2 separate regions of the Homo sapiens genome follow, and region 1 is linked to region 2. The links are chromatin loops, found by intact Hi-C in ENCODE. Cell type or tissue: heart right ventricle. All regions are shown on one strand. Each heading gives the region's core, and the rest is flanking DNA. Links, peaks and the distances in the headings are about the cores only. Region 1 overlaps ERG (ETS transcription factor ERG). Region 2 holds the start of LOC105372802 (a long non-coding RNA gene).

What was found. A loop is a pair of places that touch in the nucleus more often than their neighbours do. Peaks named below come from ENCODE experiments on the same cell type or tissue, not always from the same donor. Only the 100,000 strongest peaks of a DNase experiment are listed, where the experiment ranks them.
Region 1: it touches region 2 in a loop (2.4-fold over the local background); 12 of 110 quality-filtered maps call a loop at or near these places.

Annotation. Positions count from the first base shown.
Region 1 is chr21:38,378,057-38,383,442 of GRCh38, reverse strand. It overlaps ERG (ETS transcription factor ERG), which reads left to right. Exons shown (of 10, transcript NM_182918.4): 10 at 1-3,407. The coding sequence ends at 40. Among named protein-coding and RNA genes, the nearest start is that of LINC01423, 35 kb to the right of the region's middle. In heart right ventricle, for the core only: a CTCF peak has its summit at 2,844; no DNase peak of the experiment used is centred there.
Region 2 is chr21:38,502,632-38,508,017 of GRCh38, reverse strand. LOC105372802 (a long non-coding RNA gene) reads right to left here and starts at 4,200. Exons shown (of 4, transcript XR_937712.3): 1 at 4,029-4,200. It also overlaps a transcript of ERG not described here and the pseudogene SNRPGP13. RefSeq lists an enhancer at 441-941. In heart right ventricle, for the core only: a CTCF peak has its summit at 2,144 (motif pointing left); a DNase peak (open chromatin) is centred at 2,206; H3K4me3 peaks cover 2,746 bases; H3K27ac peaks cover 2,341 bases.

The DNA of each region.
Region 1 (5,386 bases), core at 174-5,173, 120 kb after region 2:
CACCAGCCATATGCCTTCTCATCTGGGCACTTACTACTAAAGACCTGGCGGAGGCTTTTCCCATCAGCGTGCATTCACCAGCCCATCGCCACAAACTCTATCGGAGAACATGAATCAAAAGTGCCTCAAGAGGAATGAAAAAAGCTTTACTGGGGCTGGGGAAGGAAGCCGGGGAAGAGATCCAAAGACTCTTGGGAGGGAGTTACTGAAGTCTTACTACAGAAATGAGGAGGATGCTAAAAATGTCACGAATATGGACATATCATCTGTGGACTGACCTTGTAAAAGACAGTGTATGTAGAAGCATGAAGTCTTAAGGACAAAGTGCCAAAGAAAGTGGTCTTAAGAAATGTATAAACTTTAGAGTAGAGTTTGGAATCCCACTAATGCAAACTGGGATGAAACTAAAGCAATAGAAACAACACAGTTTTGACCTAACATACCGTTTATAATGCCATTTTAAGGAAAACTACCTGTATTTAAAAATAGAAACATATCAAAAACAAGAGAAAAGACACGAGAGAGACTGTGGCCCATCAACAGACGTTGATATGCAACTGCATGGCATGTGCTGTTTTGGTTGAAATCAAATACATTCCGTTTGATGGACAGCTGTCAGCTTTCTCAAACTGTGAAGATGACCCAAAGTTTCCAACTCCTTTACAGTATTACCGGGACTATGAACTAAAAGGTGGGACTGAGGATGTGTATAGAGTGAGCGTGTGATTGTAGACAGAGGGGTGAAGAAGGAGGAGGAAGAGGCAGAGAAGGAGGAGACCAGGGCTGGGAAAGAAACTTCTCAAGCAATGAAGACTGGACTCAGGACATTTGGGGACTGTGTACAATGAGTTATGGAGACTCGAGGGTTCATGCAGTCAGTGTTATACCAAACCCAGTGTTAGGAGAAAGGACACAGCGTAATGGAGAAAGGGGAAGTAGTAGAATTCAGAAACAAAAATGCGCATCTCTTTCTTTGTTTGTCAAATGAAAATTTTAACTGGAATTGTCTGATATTTAAGAGAAACATTCAGGACCTCATCATTATGTGGGGGCTTTGTTCTCCACAGGGTCAGGTAAGAGATGGCCTTCTTGGCTGCCACAATCAGAAATCACGCAGGCATTTTGGGTAGGCGGCCTCCAGTTTTCCTTTGAGTCGCGAACGCTGTGCGTTTGTCAGAATGAAGTATACAAGTCAATGTTTTTCCCCCTTTTTATATAATAATTATATAACTTATGCATTTATACACTACGAGTTGATCTCGGCCAGCCAAAGACACACGACAAAAGAGACAATCGATATAATGTGGCCTTGAATTTTAACTCTGTATGCTTAATGTTTACAATATGAAGTTATTAGTTCTTAGAATGCAGAATGTATGTAATAAAATAAGCTTGGCCTAGCATGGCAAATCAGATTTATACAGGAGTCTGCATTTGCACTTTTTTTAGTGACTAAAGTTGCTTAATGAAAACATGTGCTGAATGTTGTGGATTTTGTGTTATAATTTACTTTGTCCAGGAACTTGTGCAAGGGAGAGCCAAGGAAATAGGATGTTTGGCACCCAAATGGCGTCAGCCTCTCCAGGTCCTTCTTGCCTCCCCTCCTGTCTTTTATTTCTAGCCCCTTTTGGAACAGAAGGACCCCGGGTTTCACATTGGAGCCTCCATATTTATGCCTGGAATGGAAAGAGGCCTATGAAGCTGGGGTTGTCATTGAGAAATTCTAGTTCAGCACCTGGTCACAAATCACCCTTAATTCCTGCTATGATTAAAATACATTTGTTGAACAGTGAACAAGCTACCACTCGTAAGGCAAACTGTATTATTACTGGCAAATAAAGCGTCATGGATAGCTGCAATTTCTCACTTTACAGAAACAAGGGATAACGTCTAGATTTGCTGCGGGGTTTCTCTTTCAGGAGCTCTCACTAGGTAGACAGCTTTAGTCCTGCTACATCAGAGTTACCTGGGCACTGTGGCTTGGGATTCACTAGCCCTGAGCCTGATGTTGCTGGCTATCCCTTGAAGACAATGTTTATTTCCATAATCTAGAGTCAGTTTCCCTGGGCATCTTTTCTTTGAATCACAAATGCTGCCAACCTTGGTCCAGGTGAAGGCAACTCAAAAGGTGAAAATACAAGGTGACCGTGCGAAGGCGCTAGCCGAAACATCTTAGCTGAATAGGTTTCTGAACTGGCCCTTTTCATAGCTGTTTCAGGGCCTGTTTTTTTCACGTTGCAGTCCTTTTGCTATGATTATGTGAAGTTGCCAAACCTCTGTGCTGTGGATGTTTTGGCAGTGGGCTTTGAAGTCGGCAGGACACGATTACCAATGCTCCTGACACCCCGTGTCATTTGGATTAGACGGAGCCCAACCATCCATCATTTTGCAGCAGCCTGGGAAGGCCCACAAAGTGCCCGTATCTCCTTAGGGAAAATAAATAAATACAATCATGAAAGCTGGCAGTTAGGCTGACCCAAACTGTGCTAATGGAAAAGATCAGTCATTTTTATTTTGGAATGCAAAGTCAAGACACACCTACATTCTTCATAGAAATACACATTTACTTGGATAATCACTCAGTTCTCTCTTCAAGACTGTCTCATGAGCAAGATCATAAAAACAAGACATGATTATCATATTCAATTTTAACAGATGTTTTCCATTAGATCCCTCAACCCTCCACCCCCAGTCCAGGTTATTAGCAAGTCTTATGAGCAACTGGGATAATTTTGGATAACATGATAATACTGAGTTCCTTCAAATACATAATTCTTAAATTGTTTCAAAATGGCATTAACTCTCTGTTACTGTTGTAATCTAATTCCAAAGCCCCCTCCAGGTCATATTCATAATTGCATGAACCTTTTCTCTCTGTTTGTCCCTGTCTCTTGGCTTGCCCTGATGTATACTCAGACTCCTGTACAATCTTACTCCTGCTGGCAAGAGATTTGTCTTCTTTTCTTGTCTTCAATTGGCTTTCGGGCCTTGTATGTGGTAAAATCACCAAATCACAGTCAAGACTGTGTTTTTGTTCCTAGTTTGATGCCCTTATGTCCCGGAGGGGTTCACAAAGTGCTTTGTCAGGACTGCTGCAGTTAGAAGGCTCACTGCTTCTCCTAAGCCTTCTGCACAGATGTGGCACCTGCAACCCAGGAGCAGGAGCCGGAGGAGCTGCCCTCTGACAGCAGGTGCAGCAGAGATGGCTACAGCTCAGGAGCTGGGAAGGTGATGGGGCACAGGGAAAGCACAGATGTTCTGCAGCGCCCCAAAGTGACCCATTGCCTGGAGAAAGAGAAGAAAATATTTTTTAAAAAGCTAGTTTATTTAGCTTCTCATTAATTCATTCAAATAAAGTCGTGAGGTGACTAATTAGAGAATAAAAATTACTTTGGACTACTCAAAAATACACCAAATTCTGTGCCTTCTTTTTATCTTTTAACCTTGGTTTAAAGAAATCTTGTTGACTCACACCTGTAATCCCAACACTTTGAAGGACAGAGGCGGGTGGATCGCTTGAGCCCGGGACCAGCCTGGGCAACATGAGAGTACCCAGTCTCTACAAAAAAATAAATAAATACAAAAAGCCGGGCATGGTGGTGCACAACTGCAGTCCCAGGAGTTCAAGGCTGCAGTGAGCTGTGATCACGCCACTAGCCTGGGTGACAGAGTGACACCCTGATTCAAAAATAAAATAAATTTTTGACAAAGCAGCCCAGATTAATGCTATATAGAAACAACTAGATAAACTTTTCTAACTTGTAATTTTAAACTCATTTTACTGAGTAAAACATCATTATCTTCTCACAAAAAAATGTTAAACTATTATTCTGTTGGAGAAAGTCATAATATTACCTGATTATAATTAGTGCTAGAATATGTGAATTACAAACTTCTGCAGGAAGCATGTTATATGTAGAAACTTTATGGAAAAAAAAAATGGTTTTTTCATGTTCTGTAGCCACATGGCATGTTTCCTAAAGAAGATAATACAGAAATAGTAGGTAGGCAGAATTTCATCCTGATATGACTTCATAAAACAATCTGGAGATGTTACAAGTTTATGACTCATGACTCATTGAATAAGCACAGCCAAACAGTACTAATTAAAAAATGGATGCTCGTCTAGAAGGGAGGTCGCAGGATTAAACCCCAGGCTGCGGCCCTTGAACTTACTTGGTCATACTTTACTCAGATGAGGATACAGAAGCTATCCTGATCTCAGCTCCAAATGCCATGGGGCTGAGATGACAATAGGTTATGTGACACATCCAGGATGCCAAAGAACAGGCTGAGGTGACGGGTTAGATCTTGAAGGTGTTAGGACCTCCATCCAGTCCTCCCCAAAACATCTGGGAGTTTGATGGAGCAGCAGCACATGTGAAAAGACTTCAGCGTTTTGGAGATGACAGCAATGAGATGTAGAATAGCAGCTTTTAATGAGCCATGACTAGGTCAGGTGCTGTATACACACTGCCTCATTACTCCTTCCAACTGCCCCTACGGTACACTTAAAAAAATGTCTTGACAGATTGAACAATTTGCCCAGCTCTGCAGCGTAAGAGGTGCAACAAATGCTTGTTCCAGGGCTAGTTAATTCCAAAAGCTTTTTCTTAATCTTAAGCTATTTTGCCTCATATGGACAGAAAATTAAACGGGAAGGTGACATGACTGCCCAATCTTAGGTTGCATTTTCTGAAACAGGTCACAAACGAGGACTTATTTGTTATACATTAGACTGCAACATCAATTCTGGGCCTACACTTAAAGAGGGACATAGGACAGTTAGTGCAGGTTCAGTGGGGAGAGACAAGGGGAATGAGAGAACCCAGGACCATGTCAAGTAGGGGCTGTCAGTGTCTCTGCTGAAAGTGGGATTACCCTTATCACCCATTGATTCAGGACCCAGCACAGTGCCTAGCAATATCAAGCTGTTGGAAAACGTTTGCAGCTATATGCATGAATGAACATCCAGAAAGGTAACATCTGGACTAAAGGTGGGCTCAGCAGGGATGCCCATTGGCCAAATTCAAGAGAAAGCTTTTTAGAAGTTGGAGGAGGTCCAGATGGAATGGTCAGCCTTTGTCCAGGAGTTCCTGGATATGAGGTGTGCTTATTTAACAACCATGCAACTATTTGCCAGGTGTTTGGCAGCACATGGACTACATGGCTATTTAGGTCTTCTTCGGTCCAGTGCAACTTGGGTTCTGTGAAATATTAAGTGTTGTCCATACATAGAAAGTCAGGGGTGAGAGTCTGAAATCAGTGATGGCTTAGTGGCCTCACTCTTGATCAGTGCCAGTTTGTCCTAAGAGTCAGCAGTACATTAGGGCTTTAGACATTACAGAGACAGTGGAATCACCCCAAATTGAATTATGTTGTGGCT
Region 2 (5,386 bases), core at 259-5,258:
TGTGTCTCTGTGTGTGTGCATGTGTGTGTGTCTGTGTGTCTCTGTGTGTGTGCATGTGCGTGTGTGTGAGAGAGAGTGATGGGGGAGCCACTGGTTCCTCACAACTTAAGTCCCAGCTGTCATCTTAACTTTGTGGATGGTCAGCAGGCAGTTTAAAAACAAATGAAGGCACTGATGCTGGGCACGTTCTGTTCAGAACTGAGGGACTGGCTGGTGCTTTGGCCACAGCTGGGCCTGGCCACATTCCTAAAGAGGAGCCACAGCTGGCTGGACTGAATGAAACTGGCTGGGCCTGTCCCAGTTCCCTCCTGTCAACTGCTGTTGAGAGAACCTCACCCATCCCAGGGGAGTCCCAAGTTCAAGTCGAACTCTGGGCTCTTGAAGGGCTCTCCTGGACTAGCCACTGACACAGCCAGTATTGCTCTCCCCTGATACTCCTGGGCTCTGTGGCCGGCTTCATTCATTCATTCATTCATTCATTCACTCATTCAGTAAGTGCTTGTTGAGGGCCATCACTGACACAGTCATGAGGGAATCCTGGGGTTCCCCTCCCAGTGTCAGCACTGGGGCTCCGGGAAGATGGCTGCCTTCCATCTCCAATGCATTTTAATTTCTTCTTTGAACAAACCTGCAAAGTTACTGGTTGATTGAAAAAGGAATATTGGCACAAATGAATTAAATGACGCATCGGGGTCACCGAGCAGTTGGGGATGAAGCCAAGGTCCCTGTTATCAGGATGCTGCATGGACTCTTCCCTTCGGAGAAATATCACGAAGGCTCCCCGCCTCCAGCGCGCGCCAGTGGACCCCTCCTGTGAAGCAGAGGTTAGCCCTGCACTCAGGGTCCTCAGTTCCTACCTAAGCCAGCTCATCATTAGCAATTCGTATTGTGCATGCTGGCAATGCAGAGCCCAGGGGCGCTTTTTGTCGAGCCAGCGTCTTTTATCTGCAGTTGCACCCCAGCGAAGCTGGGACCGGAATGTACGACTGTTACAGGGTCCGGGCCTCCTCCCATCTAGTTTGCAATGCCTCTCACATGCAAAGGTTATGTTTGTTTCCTTTTAAAAATAGCAGACGAGCAGGTGACACACTGCCTTAATTATCCTTCTGTAGAACACATTGAAAACTAGCCTCCCTGTTCTACTGGCAGAGCGAGAGGAAAATGTATCCTAAACCGCAGTGGGTGAAGCCTCTTCAGATGTCGGTCAGAGCCTTACCCACACCCAGCCCCGCCCGACAGCCGTGAACACAGACAAACAACTGTCACCCATTGACCTCACGATTCCTTGGTATATGAACCAAAGTGGAAGCGGCGAGAAAAGGAAATACTGCAGATATTTTTAAGTAGAAGCAAAGGCAGGAAGAGGAAAGTTGCAAAATTGGTTATATTTCTTTTTGCTTAAGTGCATAATGTTTGGATGACCAAAAAGTCAGTGTAAATGTATAATAAGATTATTTTCAAGGAAATCTGTATATTAAGTTTTAAGGCCTATTTTACTTCATATATACATAAAGTACCATTTTTAGAAGTGCTATACTCCATGCATATTCCAAAATACTACACGTTTTTTTTGAGAAAGGAAGGGACCGTGAGGCTTTTTTCACATCTGATATATTACAGTATAATCCATATTCCTCCTATAACACTTAGTTCTGGAAAAGGATCTACTGGTGTCTGAGTTTAGGCAGGCACTAGCACTGACGTCAGTATTGTGTACAGAGAAAACAAACATACTCTACATTTACCGAATTTGATGCAACTCACATTTGGGAACATATTGAACAATCTAAAATTATTGTAAAGTGGTAAATTTTTCAGGCTTTAAAATCATTAACAGTGGCATAAAACAATTATACAATTTCCATGGACAAATCTCACCCCCCCAGATTTATGCCTTTAATCTTATATTCAGATCTGTGTAATTCATGTTTGCTCCTAAAACGTGTATTTCTTTATGTTCTATAATAATGAACAATCCAAATTTTTCAAAAAAAAACACCATTTCTGCATTATAAATGTTAGATCTTAATTTTAACAAGTAAAAAATGAGACCACTTTGTAAAATAATGTCAATTCAAGGAATTTAAATCAAGAATTAGGCACACTAGTATTCTCTCTAAAGGCCTTTTTGAGGGGCATTTAGCACCCTCTAGTGACAACAATTCAAGCCGTTCAAAGGGAACTTCCCTGCACGACTCATGTCTGGTTTCTAGCTGGCAAGTCAACAATGCAGTGTAGTTCTTTAGGCAGGAGGTGGTTGCTTCCTAAAATCCTTGAGGCAGGATTATTTTTGTAGCTGTAAATAAAGGCTGGAATAATCTCCACCAGGCAACCGCGCAGTGGGAAAACCATGATTTATCCCTATCGGCTATAATATTCTTTGGCTTATCATGGCCAGTCCACTCAGAAAGAACATTTCTAGTACTCCTTGAACACTGCAGCCTTTCCCAAAACATGTGCTGAGATCTGTGTGGGCATCAGATGACAACAACAAATTTACTGATATCATCATTTCAGTTCAGGTCGGTGCATTTAACGGGATTTAACACATTTTCATAAGAGTGAATTGGAAAAGAACTGGCCTGCCTTCACTTCAGCTGCACCTCTGTGTCCTCTGCGTTGCTTGCAGTGGGAGATAATACAGTGTGGAGAGGGTGAGGTGTGGAGAGGGGGCGAGGGATGAGGAGGGCTCAGGTGGAGAGGATACCATGTGGAGCGTACCATGTAGCAGTTACTGCGCTGAGACAGACTCCCAGTGTCCTGTGCTCCTGACTTCAGGCACGGGTATAGGGCTTCATTGCATCCGCAGGTAGCCTGGTGATACTCATGCAAATATAAATGAATTTGTGGCAAAGATTTTTTGCCTTCGCTTCATTTCTGATTCCATTTGTGATGGAAATAAATTAGTAAATAAATCATCAAATGAGGTGATGCTGAATTAAAGCCCACCTCAACCGAAAACTAAAAGCCAACTTTAGAAAGCAGCAGGAAAAATTATTAATGCAGGCTTCTACATCAATTTCTATCAATTGAATGCTATTATAGTGCCACTTATGATCTTTCTTTAAGAAGTAATCTGTATTTTCTTTAAAAATAATTCATAAAATAGTGACAGATTAAGACAAAAATAAGTGATGCTGTTTAGTATCTTATAGGTGAGATTGACACACTTCTTAAAAAATCATTTAAAACTCTGACTAGAATCAAAATCAAAATTAATTTCAACAACCTGGGATAAATTCTCAATTTGGCCAAGGATGGTGACAGGGGACAGTACCTGGGAAAGGATACTTTGGATCTGAGTCGGGGGTAGAGTGGGATGCCAGTCAGATGCTTTTGTGAATCTTAATTATATGCCCTGTGGGCATACGAAGCCTTATGGGCACCAATGGCAACGTGATGTCTGTAGCATCTATGCTCAGATATACCCAGTTATACGGACAAAGAAGTTGAAACTCATTTAATGGTTTCCAAATTATATGGAGAAGCCTAATAATTGGAACAATACATTTAAAAGTTATTTTAAGCTAAATAATGGTGACAAAATAATTACTCTCCTCTTAGGTTTCTTTCTTAAAACCACAGATAATACATTGACCTATTTGGAGTCCTTGATAATGGTTTTAATATTCCTGCATTTTTAAAGTCATATGGAGTTGAGTAAGAGCAAAATTGGCCTAAACTTGAGAACGTGTGGGATGCTTATGAAATTGTGTTTATTGAAATCATTGCTCCATGGGAGCTTATAGAACTGAACTGACGTGTGCTTCAGTATTAAGGAAATTGCAACTTGGTGTTGAGAAGTTGAGGATTTGGTATGTGATAACAGTTTCCTTGGTTTCTATTAGTTCAGATCAACCAAGAGACTGAAGAATACATTCACCACTTAGAGAAAGTGTTGAAACAATGGTTATTTAAATTGTAATTGGATTATTTCTTAATGTGCTGCTGGGGGATATGGCACTCCCCTACCCCCCCACACACACACCCTCATACACACACTCACACACTCATACACACATACTCACATAGTTGTATCCAATGGAGTGAAGCTGTAATCATGAAGTATGCTGTGAACAGAAAAACCGTCCTTAAACAGCGCTGACTGGGTGCCCTTGAGGGCTGAGAGTGTCTTCATGCCGCGTATGTTCTCAGGCAAATCCTCCGACTGCTGCAGATGGAAAAGTTCCATGGAGTGCTGGAGTTTTCCATTGTGCGGCAGCCCCAGATGCTTGATTCTTATCTACAATCTCAGGCATGTTCCTGGCAAAAACCCCTGGGACATCGTTCTTGCGGGGCTCTCATGAATAATCCAAACACTATGCATTTTAAATTCATGTGTCATCTTAAGGACAATATACAGCACTTTTGTCCTATTGTTTTGTCCTTAAAAACCTGCGTTTCATGGGTCGCTCCCAGGCTCTGAAGTTTTATGTGTGCAGAATTTGAGGAGACTGAGATAGGCTTCCCGAATGCCGAGACATGCGGTGACTGGATAGAGCCCTGTAATCCTGGCTTCCTGAGTGCCCACTGGAGTTCCTGGCAGGAAAAGGCCATTAATATCACCTGAATGGATTAATGCCGCATAGATGGCCTCCACGAAACTCTTGAGCGTTTCTGGGTTTTCTTAATAAAATGAAAAAAAAAAAGAGCTCTATGCTTGCTGTAGACATTTAAAAAAGAACAGGCATTTGGGCATGCTAAAAGGTTTGACACCTACAAGTATTGTGGGCTGCACTTTTTACAGAACATGCCTGTATTTTTCAGATATTTACAAAAATGAACAACATTGCATGTTACTTACATATTTTTATATTAGGATATAATTTATGTTTATTACAAATTTATGTTTTGAAAATATAAGTGAACCAAAGAAGAAGAGGGGAAAAAACAAAAAGCTTCTCTGCCATTGGTATTATAAGATATAGCTGTCAATATTTTTACTTTGCCTTTTTATTTATTTTTTATTTTTTGACTATTACAAAAGGTTATTGGCCGGGCGTGGTGGCTCACGCCTGTAATCCCAGCACTTTGGGAGGCTGAGGCGAGTGGATCACAAGGTCAAGAGATCGAGACCATCCTGGCCAACATGGTGAAAACCTGTCTCTACTAAAAATACAAAAAATTAGCCAGGGTGGTGGCGGGCACCTGTAGTCCCAGCTACTCAGGAGGCTGAGGCAGGAGAATGGCATGAGCCCAGGAGGCGGAGCTTGCAGTGAGCTGAGATCACGCCACTGCACTCCAGCCTGGGCGACAGAGTGAGACTCAAAAAAAAAAAAAAAAAAGGTTATTTAACAAAAAGTCTAATATGAAAACATACATGACCTAATTTTTACATATAGTGAAACAGGCCCTTTGGAGAGGGGACATGGGTTTTTCTGTTGAA